Linked DNA regions of Homo sapiens: region 2 is linked to region 1. Evidence: chromatin contacts called from ENCODE Hi-C or POLR2A ChIA-PET data. All regions are on one chromosome and are shown on one strand. Each heading gives the region's core, a stretch centred on a gene start or an enhancer-like site at or near the end of the contact. The rest is flanking DNA. Distances are from core to core; before and after follow the strand shown. Region 1 overlaps LOC101929507 (a long non-coding RNA gene). Region 2 holds the start of NFIB-AS1 (NFIB antisense RNA 1).

Region 1 (4,626 bases), core at 2,120-4,619:
ATGCAGTCAACCATTTTCTCTCTTGTGCCCTACAATGCCATATATGTACTGTAATGTGCCAAAATATGTAAAACACCTGGTATAGTGTCTGGCACATGGAGGTTGCTCAACACGTGTTATTGGGTGAGAAGGTGAATGGCCACTGCACAATATCAAATATATTCTACTGGGAAATGTCTAAAGAAATCACATGGATGCAAGAGAGGAGTTTAGACTCATTCATTACTATGTGGTCATAAATACCCACTCCTATCTCCCACACGAGGAAGGTGGATTTACTTCTTCCCTACATAGTTCTCTGATTGAACGTTGTGCCTTGTTTGTTTGCTTACCTTTTTTTTTCTTTATATACTCAACCTGATTTTATTTTAAATCCATTTTGCCTGTGCCTGAGATTTTGTTGGAGAAAGAAAGCATATATGAATTTCCTTTTGCTTGAACCCCACAAGAACTAATTCTTACCATTCCTGAGATTAAATCATTTTCACCTGTTTTCTTTTCTGAGTTGGGCGGGGGTGTGAGCATTGGGGGGGGGGGTATAATTTTTGGGGTCCTAGAACTTTCTCCTTCCTCTGCCCCTAATGTGTGTGTGTGTGCACGTGTGCACACACACACAAACACATTCACAATGAGTTTGGTTCAAAGGTCTTAGACCATGTAGGAAAGCAAAAAATGGACATGAAATGGCACAGAGTTTGGGCACTGTCAAGAGTCCAGCTGCACAGCAGCTCAGCATCTGGGTCAGTAGGAAAGAAATTAATGTTCATTGTGCTATGTCTTGTCTGTTAAGCACATCTCATTCTTTCTCCAGAGAACTCTGGAGTGTTATGATGGCAGAGTAGAGGAGAGGGAAACTGAAGACTAGCCTTTGTTGACCACAACACAATTAGCCCTTGTTGTCAAGCATCTCTCTAGATGCTTTTATATCACTTCACAACTCTCTAAGGCAATTATATGATTCTTGTTTTACAGACATGGAAACTGATGCTCAGAGAGGTTAAGTCGCTCACTCCAGATCCCCCATTGAGAAGCAGAGAAGGATGGATTTTGAACTTCATTTACTGTTTGTGTGTTTTTACTGTGTATTTTGTGTATTTCTTTCTTTCTTTCTTTCTTTTTCTTGAGACAGAGTTCTGCTCTTGTCACCTGGGCTGGAGTGCAGTGGCACGATCTCGGCCCACTGCAACCTCCGCCTCCCTGGTTCAAGGGATTCTCCTGCCTCAGCCTCCCGAGTAGCTGGGATTACAGGTGCCCGCCACCATGCCCAGCTAACTTTTGTATTTTTAGTAGAGATGGGTTTTCACCATGTCGGCCAGGCTGGTCTCTATCTCCTGACCTCAGGTGATCCACCCACCTCGGCCTCCCCAAGTGCTAGGATTACAGGCATGAGCCACTGCGCCCAGCCACTTTTCCAGGGATAGTTCCAGTTTATGCCTGTTGTCCTGGTGTAGTTATTAATAGCAACTCTCACCATTTGTCTTGGTATGCACAACAAATTATAAGATCATCTTACCTCTTTCTCTTCTGTGTTCTTCCCCTCTTGTCCAAGTGGGAGGTGGGAAGGCGCTGGGTGATTATGGTATCCATTAATGGCCTCTCTGTGTTGCAGGTATCTTTTTTTTTTTTTTTTTTTTCTGAGACGGAGTCTCGCTCTGTCGCCCAGGCTGCAGTGTAATGGCGCGATATCGGCTCACCGCAACCTCAGCCTCCTGGGTTCAAGCAATTCTCCTGCCTCAGCCTCCCGAGTAGCATGCGCCACCACGCCTGGCTAATTTTGTATTTTTAGTAGAGATAGGGTTTCCCCATGTTGGTCAGGATGGTCTTGAATTCCCGACCTCAGGTGGTCCGCCCGCCTCGGCCTCCCAAAGTGTTAGGATTACAGGCGTGAGCCACTGCACCCGGCTGCGTTGCAGATATCTTAAGTGTTCCTTCTGTTGTGGGTTGCCTATGTGGTTCTTCAAGAGTCTCTGTAGAAGCTTCTCACTCCACAGTTTCCTGACTGGGGAACTCTGATTCCAGCTTATTTTCCTATATACCATAATAGCTCTTGCCCTTCAGCCATTCACTGTCTTACAGCTTCCTGCAAGGGGTTTCTTTCGCACTAAAATGTAGCACTGCACAACCCTTTTGCAATGAAGAAGGGAGGAACTAACTGCATAGAGTAATGCTGCACTCCCACTTCTGAGTGGGAAGTCCCACACTTCTCACTTCTCAGTCGTCTTTTCATAGGAACCAGAGTGGGAGGAGAGAGAGGTGGCTGTTGGCAGGGCTGGCTCTGCTCTGGTGCCTCTCAATAACTCTTAGGGAATTTCCTTGAAATTAGAATGTGATAAATTTACTGTCAGGTGCTCAGATTGGGTCTTAGGTAAATGTCAGTGCAACAAGAAAAGTCCTACTTGACATTGCATTACATATCTATAACAAACACCAACTTGCAATATGAGGCAGCACCATCCTTACTGACAGCATCAGCTGTATTGTTGCAGTGAAGTTCAGTAGGAACCAGCACTCTATCAGTGTTCAGTTTTGGTTTTGACTCATCTTTATAAATTTGTTTTCCTCCACTGAAAATTTTAGTTACAGCTTGGAAGTGGAGTGGACTCCTTCCTTCCTAATTACCTTATCAACTAAAAGACGACTTTCTTTTCTTGACAAACCACCTCAACCAATCAACATTATTTCTCAAGAAAATGGAAAAAGTATAGTAGATCTAAGAACTTCTCCTTATTCCTAAATACCAGCAGTCAGCATGACCAGTTTTCTTTTTCCCATTGTTGCTTTAAAACTGATTAAAAATTGCAGAATGGGCTAGAGCCATGCGTTACCTGTGTTTTCATTTCCGATAGCTAATACAATGTCTGACACCTTGTAGGTATTTGAAAATAATTTGTTCAATGGTTACATTTCTCTTTGTACCATTCACAGTGCCTAGCATGATGCTGTGTGCATATTAAGTGCTTAAACATTTTTATTATTGATGAAATAATGTATAGTCCCTTTGCTTCATTTTTCAGGTTGCTTTAAGAAAGAAAAGGTTCATTTAGAGAATGTGTCATTTAGTTTGAGCCACATTTCCTGAAACTTTGCTTTCTTTGCAATCACACCAGAACAAGTTATCATGGGAAGAACCTGAATAGGGCTCAGAAAATGATCTTCACACCTCAGTCCCTTTTAGAGACCCCTTGGATGCCAATGTTTTTGTCTAGGCAGCCATTGGAACATTTATTTTTATTAACTTCTCTGTGCATGTTCAGTGCCATTTTCCTTCCCCCCTCAGCTTTGCAGCATTCCCAGGTGGGGGACAGCCTGGTCAGGAGTCAGGTTCAGGGCTTCAGCTTGACTCATAAATGTGGAAATAACAAAATGTGTTCCCTGAAGCTTTGCAGCATTGTCAGGAAATGGGCTGCTTGCATGCTGTACTTCCACAGATCTGGAAACTCTGCTGAGTTTGGGTTGACTCCAGAAAAAAGTTTAAAAGTGTTCAGGGAAGAGAGGAATGAAAGCGGGCCATTAGTTGGAGACACCAGCGCTCCGGTGGAGTCTGTGTCTTGGCTGGCCTGTTGGCAATGGGCGACTCTGGAGTGTGTGCTGTGTACTGTGGCGGCGAAGTTTGCTTTTCTAAGGATTGGGGCTTTGCAGGAACTTTCCTTCCCACATTTTTCATATCTCAGAAATCTGAGTGGCACCTCTGGGGAGAAGTGGGGTATAGAGTTATTGTTTCCGGCTGGAAGAAACCAAGGCATAGAGCAGTCTAAACTCAGAACTCAAGCATGAGTATTGGATCTTAACCATCTTAGTACCCAGCCTACCCTAGACTGTCAATAAATATGTGGAGAATCAGTGAATGTGTAAAATTGACTTCTATTTGTGTGTCATCAAAGGCAGGAACTGAGCTCAACATCAGGTCTTTTTGTATGCTGTGAGCTACACAGATGATCTCAGGGGGCATAAATGATGGGATTCAGGGCAACTTTTCCTTGTTTGTGTTGTTGACACAACACCTTTCTCATTATTCTCAACTCAGGGAAGAATTTCATCTTTGTGATTTTTCTCTCTTTGCTCCTGGACCACCAGAGCTGTGAGATCCAGAGGACAGGGAGTATGAGAGCAGCAGCTGGGAGGCCAGGAGGCCTCTAATCCTTGCCCTTATTTGGGCCTTAAGAAGACAATATAAAGAAGCTGACTGGTCACCAAAGGAAACACAGATTGTGGGTAGCTGGTGGTGTTTGTGTCATAGCTTCTTAGTAACCTCCCCAGAAGGCTAGAAGGGAATTTGATCACCAATCAAGTAAACGAAGAAGTAATTAGAGCTTTAGGGTTACTTTAAATGTATCGGATTATTTTTTCCATGATGCAATTTCGGGAGGAGTTTTTGTGATTCTTCTCCCCACTCCCCAAGAGGCTTCCATGGCAAGAGTCTCTTGACCTATAATGCTCGTGTTCATATCCTGGCTCTGCCACACACATGCTTTGTGACCTTGGGCAAGTTACTTAACTTCTCTGAGCCTCAGCTTCCTCAACTGGAAAATGGGGATACACTTAAATTACAGGTGTATCATGAAGCCTCAATGAATTAAATACATGTAAAAGTGTTAAAATGGTGTCTATGTGCTAACTATGATTATT
Region 2 (4,450 bases), core at 170-2,669, 350 kb before region 1:
GGCATCGAGTGTATTGGAAATGACAGCTTTGTTAAGTTCCAAGAAATCTTTCATGAAACTGCCCAGGATTTGCAACCTGTCGCTGCAATTTCTTTAGGAAGGAAAAGGTTAAAAGAAAAACAATATTAGATACTTGAGATGTCAAGCTCCTCTCTGGAGATCCGTAGTGAAAGGCTCAAATGTGGTAGCGTTGCTTATTTCAAATATACAACTGGGTTTTGAAAAATCCAGTGAGCTGAAGCACTGGCATTCTATTTAGAAATCAATAAACTTTCTGTTAGTTAGAAAGGAAACTTTTTTTTTTCCCTTATAAGGCAGCAAGGAGATCTAGGGAGGAGATCTTTAAGAATACTGAAATAACAGAGTTTCCTGTTGCTGAGAGAATCATTCACTTCTTTCTGCCTCCTCAGCCAGGTTTTGGGGTGAATGAAAGTGGCCTGTCACACCAGTGCTTTTAACCCTCTCAGTGTGGGAGGGAGAGATGAAGAGTTTAGGATTGGTAAGTACCAAAGTTTAAGAAGTGTTTGGCCCATTTTGATACTATCAGAAGCTTTTCAGAGATATTTCCACTCTTAATACCACGACACAGACGTGCTAGAAAAAATGGAAAGTGAATACAATGCAGGCACTTTCTCAGTTCCTCCTTCTACCTGGGATTTAAAAGATTGAGATTTTCAAACCAAAGGTGGTGGACAAGTGTTGTGTTAAGAGAAGCCAGGCATCCCATGCACCGAAATCCACCAGTCCCTCTTTCCAAACAACTCCCTAGAGTTCTTCCAGGGAAGGCCTGCAATGACCTTGGCATTGGCTGGACAAGAAGAAGTGTTTTGGGGGGTGTCAGCCATTCTCCACATGGCTGCAAGGCCTGAGAAGACAGTCAAAGCCATAGAAACTGAGCACCCCCATAAACCTTCTTTTTCAGGAAGTCTCTGTTGCTCACTCTTCATTCCTTTTTGGTTTTCCTCGCCTCACCATACTCCTATCTCATTTTCCTTTTTCTGGGAAACAAATCAAAACCAAAAACTATCAAGCATCCTCTATGGTCATCAAAGTGCAACCAGCCATAAGCACCCTCAAACGTGGGGCAATTGAAAGAGATTTGAACCCCTAAGTGATGGGCCTGGGAGGCCCCAGACGTCTTCACTTCTCTGGGGTCTTACCTGGATCTGACGCTGCTTCTTCGCCCTTGGTGTTGCTGAAGCTTTTGTGGGCTCTTCTGTGTAATACTTGTCAATTTTTCGTTTTTCTTTTTTAAGCTTGTGAAAAACTTTTGGATGCAACCTAGTTTTGGTGGCAGAAGGAAATGGTTTCTGTTGGGAAAGGGAAACTAATAAAGGGAGGAGGGGTAGCGATGTCGGGAGACACTTGCCCAGGGCTCAGCCCTGGGCCTCTTTTTGCCAGGGGACAACGGCTGGTTCTGGGCTCTCAGGCTGAAAGGAGTGCTCTCTGGGTGCCAGGATTTCACTGGGGGTGGTGTGGTGAGGAGGGAGGGAAGAAGGGAGGGAGGGAGAGAAGGAGAGATGGGCGCTCGATTTTTAAAGAGACCCCGAAATAATGGCTTCTATGAGAGTCCAGGCATTCAAAGAGGTGTGTTCAAGGATATTAGTGCATTCCTGCCAAGGGGAATGTCTTTTATGGTAAATTAACTCCAGTTAAATTGAATATTTGTTCAAAGGGAAACTGCAGTAGTTAAAGCTGGTATTATCAGTAGAGCTTCCCCACCCCCTCCCCTCAGAATCTGGTGAGGGTGAGAAAGGGGATGCAGTGTAATGTGCAATACAAAGTGATGCTTTCGTGCTGGTGGTTTCTCTGTGTGTGTGTGTCTGTGTGTGTTTAATCTAAGATGAGGTTGCCTAAAATTTCTGAGAGAAATGAGTATTTACTTGGATTAACCCTGTCACCTCATTTCTTTCATCCATAAAGACTGCCAACTTTATCCCAGCTTTTCAAAAAGAAGAAATGACCCGCACAAAGGAAATTAACGTTGTCAGAACGCTGACTCCAGGATTTGCCGGGGCAGGGGCGGGGACCGCAGGGAGGCCGCTCCCAGGGCGTGTGGCCGAAAGGGTTAACTCGCAGGGGTCCGCGCGATCTCCCCGACTTTACCTGTCTTCCTAGTCCCAGCAGCCCCCGTCCCCGGCCTCCCGAACTCCCCACCCCCCAGCGCCTTTCTTCTTTGGGCTCTGGGTTTACGGGGGCTGCAGCTGGTAAACTTGGCAAGCTCGCCTCATTAAGAGCGCTCTTTGAAAACGGACTGTGTTTGAGCATTTCCCTAATGAGGACAGGACGGGGTTAAAAAGTGACCATTTCATGGTTGACTTGAACCTGCCTACTTTTCTTGATGTGTCGTTGTGAAATGCTTGATGTGGATAACTCCCACTTGGTGAAGGAAAAAGTCACTGGTTCCTCCAGGTCCGCTGGGGGAGGGAAGAGGGGACGGTGGACAGAAACCAGAGGGAGTGAGAGGGGCTAAAGTTGAGGGGACAGATCACGAGCTGGGAAGCGGTGGAAAGAGGACCGGGGAATCGGGGGCGAGCCTCGAAACGCCCCAGCAGTACCCGTGGAAGCGGGGCGGCCCCGCCCTGGGGATGGGCCCGCGAGGACCCGGTAGCCCCAGCGCCCCCCGGATCCCCCAGCTAGGTAGACTCGGAGCCCCAGGCGCTCACTTTTCCTCCCTCCATTGTCTGGGAGGCCTTTGCTTCCCCCTCGTCCCCATCCACCCCAAGCAGAAAACTGGATTTGGGGGGCGGTGTGTGTATGTGGGCGGGGGGTGCAGAAAGGGTGCAAGGCGAACCGCCTTCTTCAAAATCCCTGGAATCAAGTTCATTCACTCGGAGCCTGCACGGGCGACGGGGTGGGGGCGGGGCAGCGCCGCGGTGGGGAGCCGGCGCGGGCGCCGAGCGGCTCAGGGCCCGCAGCCTCTGGAGGGCTGCAGCGGCGCGCGCGCGCCCGCCGGCCCGCCCCGCAGCCCCGGGCGCGCCGCGGCCCCGCCCCGCCTGCACCCGGGCGGGTAGGGAGACGCTTTCCGCCGGCGCCCCGGGCCCCGGGGGGTGGGGATTGGGAGCCAGCCAGCGGGGCTGCAGGAGGAGGAGGAGGAGAGCGAAGCCGGGCGCGGGGAGGAGGTGGAGGGAGCAAGAGGCGGCGGCGGCGGCTCGGCCCGGTCCTCCCGCTCAGAGCGAGGCCACGTGCACGGGGCACCCCCGGGGAGGGCGGCAAACCGCGGCGAAGCGCCGCGCGCCGCGACTGCCTCGGGTGCGGGCCCCTGGTGGGCAGACCCGGGACGAACCCGCACCCCCTCCCTATCCGCGAACCCGGGCTCCGGGCGGGGCCGTCGGGGGCTGGGCGCCGCACCCCCCTGGTCCACGCCGGCGCGCCCCAACTACTTGAGCCCAAGTTCGCTCAGGTCCCCGCCTGCTCGGCCTCCCCCTTTTCCCGGCAGCCGCAGGCTCCGCGGACTGAGCCCGCCCCGGGTGCGAGTGTCCGCGCCCCAGCCCCGGCCTGGGGGCGGCCTGGGTGTGAGGGAATTTTCCACTCGTTCCTTTCTCGGGCTCAGACGGTTTCGGTGCTTCTCCCACTCGGATGTTCCCGCGGCTTAAAAGAGTCCGCAGCGAGCACCGAAATACCTCTTCCAGGGCGGGTTTTCGGGGGTGTGTATGTGTGTGCTGGTGTGGGGAGGGCAGCGGAAAGAAGAGCTATTTTGGAAAAAAAAAAAAAGTCATGGTTCTGTAGCACCGGTAGGATACCTTTAACAAATGAGGGAGAGGTGGGGGGAGAGAAGGAGAAGGAGGAGGAGGAGGAAGGTGGGGGGGCGGGGGGTGTGGAGAGGCTGGTGCAAAAGGAATGCGCGTTTGCAGGAGGAGGAGTAAAGCGATGATTGTGTAATTAAATAATAAAACAATCCTTAAGTCTGATTTGGAGAGAGCTCGAGCGGGGTCCAGAGGGTGGAACCGGTGAATTTTTCAACTTCCAAGTTTTGCAACGAAAGAAAGCAAGAGAGGGAGGGAAAAAAAAGAGCCTAGAGCAGAAAAGAGAGGAGTTTGGAGCCGAGCGGGAGAGCGGGATTTATCGTTTGGAATTTTTCAGGAGATCGTTTTGATACCCCTGGGCTCTGGGCAGCGGCGGCAACAGCAGCCTCCACGCTCGGCCGGGTCAGACGCGGGGCGAGGCGGGCGGGCGGGCGGCCGGGCGCCGAAGACCCGGCGCGGGCGGCGGCGGCTGCTGCTGCCGGGGACCACGCGCCGCGAGCCTCTTCCGCCCCAGAGATCAGCGCTCGCGCCCCCTCCCTCACCCCGGCCTCTCCCTTCTCCCCCATCCCACCCCGCCCCCACCCCGGCCCTCTCCCGCGCGCGCCCCGCCACCCGCGCGCACTCGCTCACGCTGCCCCTCGCGCACACACATGGTCGGCTCGCGGCAAAGTTTCGCCTGCGATCACCACTCCGGGATCCTGCCG

The links. Hi-C counts contacts between places; a loop is a spot of excess contacts on that map. ChIA-PET counts read pairs that join two places held with the same protein, here RNA polymerase II (POLR2A). Pooled maps may share reads with other maps.
Region 2: a loop to region 1 is called in a pooled map, with 2.0 times the contacts of the local background. The contact joins the promoter of NFIB-AS1 here to the enhancer-like site in region 1. A Hi-C loop is called at or near these places in 3 of 37 single-sample maps with no recorded cell type and 5 of 50 pooled maps. POLR2A ChIA-PET finds 5 or more read pairs at or near these places in 1 of 52 experiments (PC-3).

Annotation. Positions count from the first base shown.
Region 1 is chr9:13,961,039-13,965,664 of GRCh38, reverse strand. The region is part of intron 4 of LOC101929507 (a long non-coding RNA gene); the gene reads left to right. Among named protein-coding and RNA genes, the nearest start is that of LINC00583, 35 kb to the right of the region's middle. Within about 2 kb of position 3,369, at least 3 of the 41 ENCODE cell types and tissues checked have a DNase peak (open chromatin) inside an H3K27ac peak, as active enhancers do.
Region 2 is chr9:14,314,056-14,318,505 of GRCh38, reverse strand. NFIB-AS1 (NFIB antisense RNA 1) reads right to left here and starts at 1,419. Exons shown (of 2, transcript NR_186536.1): 1 at 1,161-1,419. NFIB (nuclear factor I B) reads left to right here and starts at 4,365. Exons shown (of 11, transcript NM_001190737.2): 1 at 4,365-4,450.